Linked DNA regions of Mus musculus: region 2 is linked to region 1. The links are chromatin contacts, found by POLR2A ChIA-PET in ENCODE. All regions are on one chromosome and are shown on one strand. The core of a region is the stretch at or near the end of the contact, and the rest is flanking DNA. Distances in the headings are between cores, read along the strand shown.

Region 1 (4,226 bases), core at 974-3,473:
CCTTCCACTGTATCTTTGTTTGGGGAAGTTCCTAGCTCCCCTCTGTCACCCCAGACAGAGCCAAGCCTCACACATCCAGAAGCAGGAAGCGTCCCTAAGCTCCCCACCTTTCTCTTCCTGACAGCACATGTGTAGGAACAGTATCCCCAGGACATGTCCCACACCCCTTCAGGGCAGCCAAGTCCCAGCCTCTGGCAGCTTCTGGAAGAAAGAATGTCTGGGGGAGGAAGAGAGAGCAGGTGTCCCAGAGTAGGCGTGGAGTAGGGAGGGATGCTGGGCGGGGTTAGGAACCTGAGGGCAGGTCGCAGCAGGCTACCTTCACAATCACAGACCTGAAAACCTTCCCACTCTGACAAACAGCTGGAAGTTCCCCCACGCCTCCCTCATTGTGGGAACTTCTGGGAACCCGGCTGGGTGGCAGGGGCTGACTCAGCCTGCCAAACACGGATGTCTGGGCGGGAGCGACCACACGCACGTGGCAAGGGCAGCTCGGGGGGCCCAAGGGGGGTCACTCACTTGGATCGGTGCGGTGCTGAAATGGATCTTCCGGCTCGGGGCCGGGTCCTCTTCCTCTGAGAGCCCGGGAATCTCCACACACCCTGACTCCGGCTCATAGGGGGGCTCCCCGTCCTCTTCGTCTTCTTCATCGTCCTCCTCCAGGGCACTGCCCCCAGAGTCCTCCCCGAGTCCACTGTAGGCGCTCACATCCACCAAGTCCGCTTCCGAGAAGTCCTCCTTCTTGGATTCATCCACCTCCTCAGGTGCCATGTCCGGGGCCCGGCCATTGTCCACCCCCCTCTCTAGCGTCGCCACTGACGCCGCCGCCTCCTCCTCGGGGACCGCTTCGGCCTTGGGTTCCTCGGGTGCAGGGCTGGCTGTGGTGGCCGGGGTGCTGCCATTCTCCAAGGCTGCATGGACCGTCACCTCGGCCTGGATCACTTCCCCGGGAGCCGACTCGGCCTCAGACTCCCCACTTTCTTCAACCTCCACCGGCTTGATCTTGCGCACCTCCCGCGGCTTAGGCGGAGGTCGGGCAGGGGCCACCCGGTGCTGTGGGGGCTGCTGCCCTCCGGGGCCACGCTCCTTCTCGGTCGCGCCATCCCCCGACGGGGCGGGAGGCGGCGGCGGTGGCTGGAACACCCGGGACCGCTTAGTGACCAGCTTCGAGTTGACCTGGGGCGCCCCGGCTGCCCGAGGGGGGCCGGGTGCACGGTGAAGGCCGGTCCTCGAGTCGGCTTTCTCGAAGACCGCACTGAGCTGGCTGACCGTCGGCGACACGGCGTCAGCATCCAGCTTGTCCAGCGCCTCGGTGCTGCCGTTAAAGCGCACCACGACGTCCAGCTTCCGGTCCTGCAGGCCGGCGCGCTCCTGCCTCAGCAGCCGCCGCGCCACGGCCTCCTTGTCGCCACCCGAGGCCGCGGGGACGCTCCGTTCGAACAGCTTCCGCGTCTCCTGCAGCCGGGACGGCGGGTGCGGCGGAGGAGCGGGCTGCGCCGAGGGCGCGGGCTTGGAGTCGAAGCGGCTCACGCGCTCCGACACACTGGTGCCCAGCTTGAGCAGGGCACTGTGGTCTACGTTCTCGTTCAGGCTGCTGGCCCGCGGCAGGGACAGGCGCACCCCGCGATCGGACGCCCGTGGGGCCTCGGCCATGCCTGCGCCTCCGCCTGCCTCACCCGGCGGCCCCGCGGTGGTGCCCATCTGCAGGAACATACTTTTGATGCGGTGGACGTTGGAGCCATATTTCTTATGGTGGGCCGCCTTGGGTGCCTCGTCGGGCCCGGGTGCATCGGGAGGCTTTAGTGCCTGGATGCCCGCTTCGTAGGCGCTGCGGTGCGGGGAGGCGCTCCGGAGGGGACCCCCGGGCCCCCGAGGCTCCGTCTTCATCATGGTTGGGGGAGCCGGGTTCGCATCCCCCTGCTCCCCGCTGCCCCCCTCCAGCAGGCGGCTGGCCAAGTCGGGACCACCGCCCCCTCCCCCCAAAGAAAGAAATCCCGAAAGGCCTTCTATAGAGTCCCCCAGAAACCAAGCTGCCAAAAAACAGTTAACCCTGCTTTAAAAAAAAAAAATCTCCGAGCGCCCTGTGTGGGTCGCCTCCCCCAACCAAGCTGCCAAAGACAGCCAGCCCCCTTCGAAAGCTCTAGCGGCCTGGTGCGGTCGCCCCCACCCAAATTGAAGAAGCGGAGGCTGGCTGGAGCTGCTGGGACCGCGCGCCCAGCCCGCGAAGCAGCGGCCACGGCACCGGCTCACATCCTCCGAGGCGGTGTCAGCGGCGCTGGCGGCGCAGGCGCCCCCTACTCCGGCCGGGGGCCTTGGCTCTCGGGGTGCCCGGCATCCCCGCGCCCGTGGCTGCTCCGCTGACCCGGGCCGCTCCGCCGCGCCTCCCTCCCTCCCTCCCTCCCCCCCGCGCCCCGAGCCTCGGTCTTTCTCTAGCTCTGCCCGAACCGCGGCTGCCGGAGACCGAGCGGCTGCCCTTCTCGCCGCCGCCGCTGGGGGACTGGTACCACTGGGTCCTAAAGGGATCGGATTTCCGGGGCCGGAGCCTGTGAGCCCTCCCCTTCCCTTCCACCCTGTCGCCTGGTCTCTCCTACTCATAGTTGGCGGACAGCCTTCCGCAGCTTCACCGACCTTGGCTATTCTTCTTCAGCCCTCCCATCCCAAACTCGGCTTTTCACAATCCACTTAGGCGTCCCCTCATTTAACCCTGGGGGCGGGGAGCCATCCAGCCACAGCAGGAACTGGCCTTCTCCTCCCACAAAGTGAAGGGGTTCTGTGGGGAGGGCCCTTAATCATTTCTCTAAAGGTCCTTAGAGTGTTCAGGGGTACCAGCAACAAAACTTTTGGGTGCTAGATCAAAGTACATAATTTCTAGCTCCTTCCCAAAGGTGAAGGGGAATCTCAGAGGCGGAACCTGGGATTCTTCATTTTAACAATTCCCCATAGGAATTTTTTTTTTTTCATCTTTCAGAATGTAAAACTTGGGCCCAGCAATCTTTGTGGTGCTCTGTCCGGAGGAGAAATGAAGAAAGGGACAGGGTTGGGGGTTACATCACCCATATGGCAGGAGATTACCAAAGATGCTTTTTTGCCTTGGGAAGTCTTAAAATGACGTTGTTCACCTACCCCTTTGGGGAGAGGTATAGAATCCTGGCCTTCATAACCTGCCAGAAAAGATCTCTGAAACAGGAAGGTTTGTAAGGTGTTGGGGGAGGTTGGAAGGAATGATTCTAGAGTCCCAGGGCTAAAGTTTCCCTATTGAGAGTTCTACGTTGGGTCTCAGACTTAGAGGATTCTGGTCACTTGTGTGCAAGCGTGTTTGTGTGTGTGTGTACCCTACAAATCCCACCTTGAAAACTCAGCTTCTTTAGAGCTCCTTCATTCCTCACATACACAACAAGGGGCCTTGTTATGCCCGTTATCCTTCCCCAATCTAGCAGTGAGGATCCGTCCAATATTCAGTCAGGTCTAGATGTGTAGCTCCTCCAGTCGTTGGTAGATTCCCAGGAACTGAACAGGGTGGACACTAGGACCCAGAAAACAACTCAGGCACAAAGCCTCCCCCCTCTCCCCAGCTGCTTCCTGCATCTCAGGCCTTCCTGCGGCCTCTGCCTCCTCCCCCGCCCTCTTCCCCTCCATCCTCTTCCTCCTCTTCCCGTTTTCTCACTCTCTCCGGTTGGCCTGGCCCAGCTCATAGAGGGAACCCTCTACCCTTCCGTTCTCCGTGTGTGGGTTTTGTGGGACACTAACCCATGGCACGTGCGAAAGAGCTCTGTGCATGGGGGGGATGGGACGTGGGGAAACCGCCTGGGAACCCTGAAGATTGGGATGGGGAGGAGCCAAGAACCACTGGACTGGCTCCCTAGAGTAGTGTGCCAGGAGAGGGAAGATTTTTTGGCTCTCATCTGGAGCCGGAGATGAACCCAAATCTCAGGCTTTCGGATGCCCCCTGCATTTTTGCACAGTGGGCAGGAGACTTACCCCTCCCCAGTTCTGCGTTTGGGGATCTGTGCAGGGTAAAGAAGCCATCCAGGTTCCGTCTCCCCTCCTGACCCATCTTTCATGAACAAGCTTTAGGACATGTTCTCAAATTCAAGTCTGGGGCTTGAGCCCTTCACCCTAACCCGGCTACGGCAGTCAGTGGCTTGTTTTTTGAGAAAGGGCCTGCAGTATCCTGTGCTGGCTTCGAACTAAATACTTAGTCAAGGATGACCTTGAACTTTTCTGATCCA
Region 2 (4,226 bases), core at 804-3,303, 86 kb before region 1:
CATATGCAGACTGAAGCATGTTCTATAGGCTGAGGGAGTGGTCTTTGCTGCCTATGGCTTACATCTCTGGGGGTTTTGGTATGTTTGTTGTTTTCCCCCCTCTGCCCAGAACACTACAATCTACTTTATCTCTTGGGACCGGTTCCATTCCTAAAGCAGACAAGCTTCTTATCGGGAGCTAAACAGCCGGGTAGTAAATATGCATTGGTTTGTACGCAAAGACAGAGGAACAAGGCTAGAAAGGTCATCAGATCTTCTGGTATTTGCAAAGCTAAAGGAAGATAGATTGTTTAGCAGTTACCATTTTAACCAGTTAGGCGGGGCATCTAGAATTTGCCAGGCCAAAAGGGAAGTAGAAAGTAATGGAAGAGGACACTCCCATAGGAGAGGCTCCGGTCACACCAAGTCTCAACAAAATCTGATTTGTCCTAAGGGTTAATCATTAGCATAATGGTTAAGAAGGGTTCTGGGGTTAGATACCGCACTATTAGAATCTTAGCTTTGTGGCTTTAGCCGAATAGCGTAACTTCCTTGAGCCTTGGTGTTCTCATCTTAAAAGCAGAGCTAATTCCCTGATGACTGGTGTAAGGATTTCATAATCGTAGACCCGCGCCTTCCGGTGGCTCACCTCTGCTTTCTCATCTTTCTATTTAACTCCAGGCTCATCTGGGCTGCTCCTGCATCAATGTGGCCACATGGGGCTGCAAAGATCTCAAACTTACTTTATGCAGGGAAAGCTGCTTGCTCCCCCTGGTCCCTCCAGGGCTGTGTCTGATGAAGAGACAGCTCTGCTCCCATATGTAAATAGAGAGACAGGTACAGACCTGGGTTTACATAGTGGTGGCAACGACAAACTGTCAGTAATTGTCATGAGCAAAAGGACATCCTGGTCTCTAAGGGCTGCACCTTTGAGTGTAAGAGATAAGATCAGCTGTGAGGAAATGATTGTACCTTCTAAGGTCACAATGTCTAGATAGGGAATCAGACACAGAATGAGCTGGTTCCTCAAACACCGGAGCAGAATCCCATTGGATGGGCTCATTTTCTGCTTTCCCTTTTCCTTAGACTGGTGGTTGTGTAGATGTGTGTGTATACACATATATACTTGTATACATGTATATTGCCTTGAAAAAGTAGTATTTGTAAAGCAGTTAGCATAGTGCCTGCTGCATGTGCTGTTCTTATTTAATTATAAAAACATGTAGAAAACGATGCTCAGGGAAAATGAGTCTTGTTCTGCATTAGGGGAAATCTGAGTTAGACCAAAACAACATTCCATACACTCTTGGAGTTCCCTAATTCTTCCTCGGATAGTGAGATCTTTGAGTCAAGCCCACCTGTCTCCACCCAGCATCACACCTGTGGGGGCTGAGGTCCCATTCACTGCTTCGAGACAAAGGCTGCCCTTTGCTAATTATTATTTCTGATGGGTTGTCATCACCACCACTAAATATCTGTCTGGCTTTGCGGAGGAGCCGCTTCCAGCAGGGAACAGGATGAGAGGAGGCGGGTGGGCAGGAGAAATACTCCTTCATACATAACATTGAGTGTACTTAGCACGAAGAAGTTAAGTCCGGAGACCCGCAGTCACCTCTTAGGGACTCACATCACTGCGGAGGTCCGCATTCCAGGCAGCCGAACACAGTCGACCGTTCTCCGAAGAGCCAACGCCTGGTTTGTCCAGCGGGGATCGCGGTGCTGGCGGTGCCTTGAACGGCCTTTCCAGTAGCAGCCGCCGCAAGCGCCAAGCAAATCCACCTCTGGCCCCGCCCGTCCAATCCGTCTTGTACCGAAGGCGACGCTCCTAGGAAGAAGCTCTCCGCTGGAAGGGGAAATCCGGGCTTTAAGGGTTCCCGACAGGTGTCTGAGAGAGAGGGCGGAGTCGCGATAGGAGAGATGGAGAGGGAGGGGCGGCGCTGCCCCTTTAAGAGGCGGCGGCCGAGCGGGGACCTTTTCTCTTTCCCCGGAAGGAAAGCGGAGCCCGGACTGGGCGCGCAAGGTGGGGAGGTGCGGGGCTGGGCGGTGGGGAGGCGGGGCGCGCTGGGGAGGATCCCTCCCTCCTGCCCTCCTGGTGATCGAGGGCTTGCCGTTCTAAATCCTCCACCTAGCCGAGGTCCAAAGAGCTAACACCTCCAAGGGGGCGCGGCCGGGACCATCTAGGGTGTGGGGTGCTCGGAGCTCGGAACGGTGACCCGTCCACCGAACCAACGTGAGAGTAGATCCACGGATCTGGAAAACGGATTGGAAAAGCACCCGGAGCAGACGTGAAAGTGACCCGGACTAGGGTAAAAAATTGCCTGACTACCGGTGCAGCGGCTCTGCGGGCTCGGGTGTCCTCTGGTGGCGCCTGGAGCAGGTGAACCGTTCATCACTCCCGGTGCTGAGCCCTCTAGCGATTTCGCCCGGCCCCTTACGGCCCGGCCCGCAGCCATGGGCCCCGGCCCCTGCCGCGTGCCCCGCGCCCCTGGCTGGCTGCTCCGCGCTCTGGCCTTGATGGTGGCGGCTTGCGGCCGGGTCGCCTTCGCCTTCAACCTGGACACCCGATTCCTGGTGGTGAAGGAGGCGGTGAACCCCGGTAGCCTCTTCGGCTACTCGGTCGCCCTCCATCGGCAGACTGAGCGACAACAGCGCTACCTGTAAGTCAGCCTGGCGGCGGTGAGGTGGGGTGCAGAGAGAGGGGTATGTGCGCGGATACCTGACCTAAGCTAAACTGGAGCCCTGGGCCCGCTGACTTCCAGGCCTGCTGCTGCTGGCCTTTCCTTGTGAGCCAGGATTAAGAGGGCGGGTAAGACGGCAGTTCTCCGATTGTGGGGCTTGGCGGCAAGTGGAGGAAGGGGGTGGGGGGAGGGGGGCAGTAATCATGGCAAGTGCTGACCTGGCCAGAACCTGTCTAGACGCGACCGCTCCACATTTCAGACATCTTCGGAAGTAGGGTCTTTGTTGCCCAGCACCCTGAGAATCCAGTACCTAACATTAGCTTCTTTCCCGGGCTAGGAGAACTCTGTATATTAAACACCTATTACATCGCTCTTCCCCTCCTCCTTGAAGAGAACCGAGAATATATGCGTTCAAATCCCTATTAGCCCTCTCATTTAGCCTGTGGCCAGAGCAGCCACGCCCTCTGCAGAACCAGGCTGGACCACACTTCTCAAGGGCTTGGCATTGCAGAGTGAGGTGATGAAGAGGCTGGGCATTCGGAGCTGTCCAGAGACTTCCTCTTGCCCCTAGAGGAACGGACAGTAGAAGACAGAGGAGGCGCTGTCTTCTACTCTGAGGCCAGAGCCCACCCGGAAGCAGTGGGGGTACTCCCACCAGACATCTCCCTGCATTCCACAGATTCATGTTGAATCAGCAGCCCTGAGTGTGTTTGTTTTGGTTTGAAGAGGGGAATGGTGTTTTCTCTTTTCTTCTGCTCTTTGCAACAGCTGCAAGAAGCGGGAAGAGCCCAGCAGAGTGGAGGAGGGGAGGAGATTGCATCCAGCCACCTGCCCCTCCCTGAGCACACTCATGCCCAACGGGTCATGTCCAGGTGTCTGAGGTTTCTCTGCATAGGTTCTGTGTGCTTAGGTTGGCTAGCTGAGGGAAGAGGGTGACCAGAGGTGGTGAAACTGCCCAGGAGGGACAGTGATGATCCATCATATAAGCCCCTCCTACCTTTTTGAGCTGGGTGGTCTGCCAGGCATTTACTCCTGCCCGGCCTCTGACAGTTCCTAAATCAGAAGACACAGTCAAGGTAAAAAGTGTTGAAACCTCTCCCTGCTCTGACTGGGGCCTGTAGAAACTTGAGGAAGTTTGGAATGTTCAAAGTCCAACTCAACGTCAGTCTTTGCCTCTGTCCTGCTGGCCCAGCCCTTGTCCGTACTGCCCACCTGGACTTAGTCTCTACCCTACCTGGCCCCTGCAGAAGAAGGTGGATCCACCACACCCTTCCTGTCCTGGCTGGGCAGATTTAACCTTCTACCTTTCTGAGGCCCTCTGATAATAGTTAGTTGCTACAGCAGTGCTGTTGCCTCCCCCCAGCCCAGTCCAGAGTTCTCAGATGTTCTGTTGTTGAATGTGCATGGCCGGAACTAACACACTAGAAGAGATTCTGCAACATCTCCCGCTCTATTCTGTGACCTTGAGGACGATATGATATTACTTTCTCCGGGGCCGGTTTCCCCCCGGGATGAGCTTATACCTGGATCTGTGTGTTCCCTCTTATCTCTGCTGACCTGTGAGAGGCA

Evidence for each region. ChIA-PET counts read pairs that join two places held with the same protein, here RNA polymerase II (POLR2A).
Region 2: POLR2A ChIA-PET joins it to region 1 with 55 read pairs in Patski. The contact joins the promoter of Itga3 here to the promoter of Ppp1r9b in region 1. POLR2A ChIA-PET finds 5 or more read pairs at or near these places in 3 of 5 experiments (Patski and embryonic stem cell).

The regions. Positions count from the first base shown.
Region 1 is chr11:94,989,209-94,993,434 of GRCm38, reverse strand. Ppp1r9b (protein phosphatase 1, regulatory subunit 9B) reads right to left here and starts at 2,223. Exons shown (of 10, transcript NM_172261.3): 1 at 517-2,223. The coding sequence starts at 1,887.
Region 2 is chr11:95,074,541-95,078,766 of GRCm38, reverse strand. Itga3 (integrin alpha 3) reads left to right here and starts at 2,053. Exons shown (of 26, transcript NM_013565.3): 1 at 2,053-2,636. The coding sequence starts at 2,431.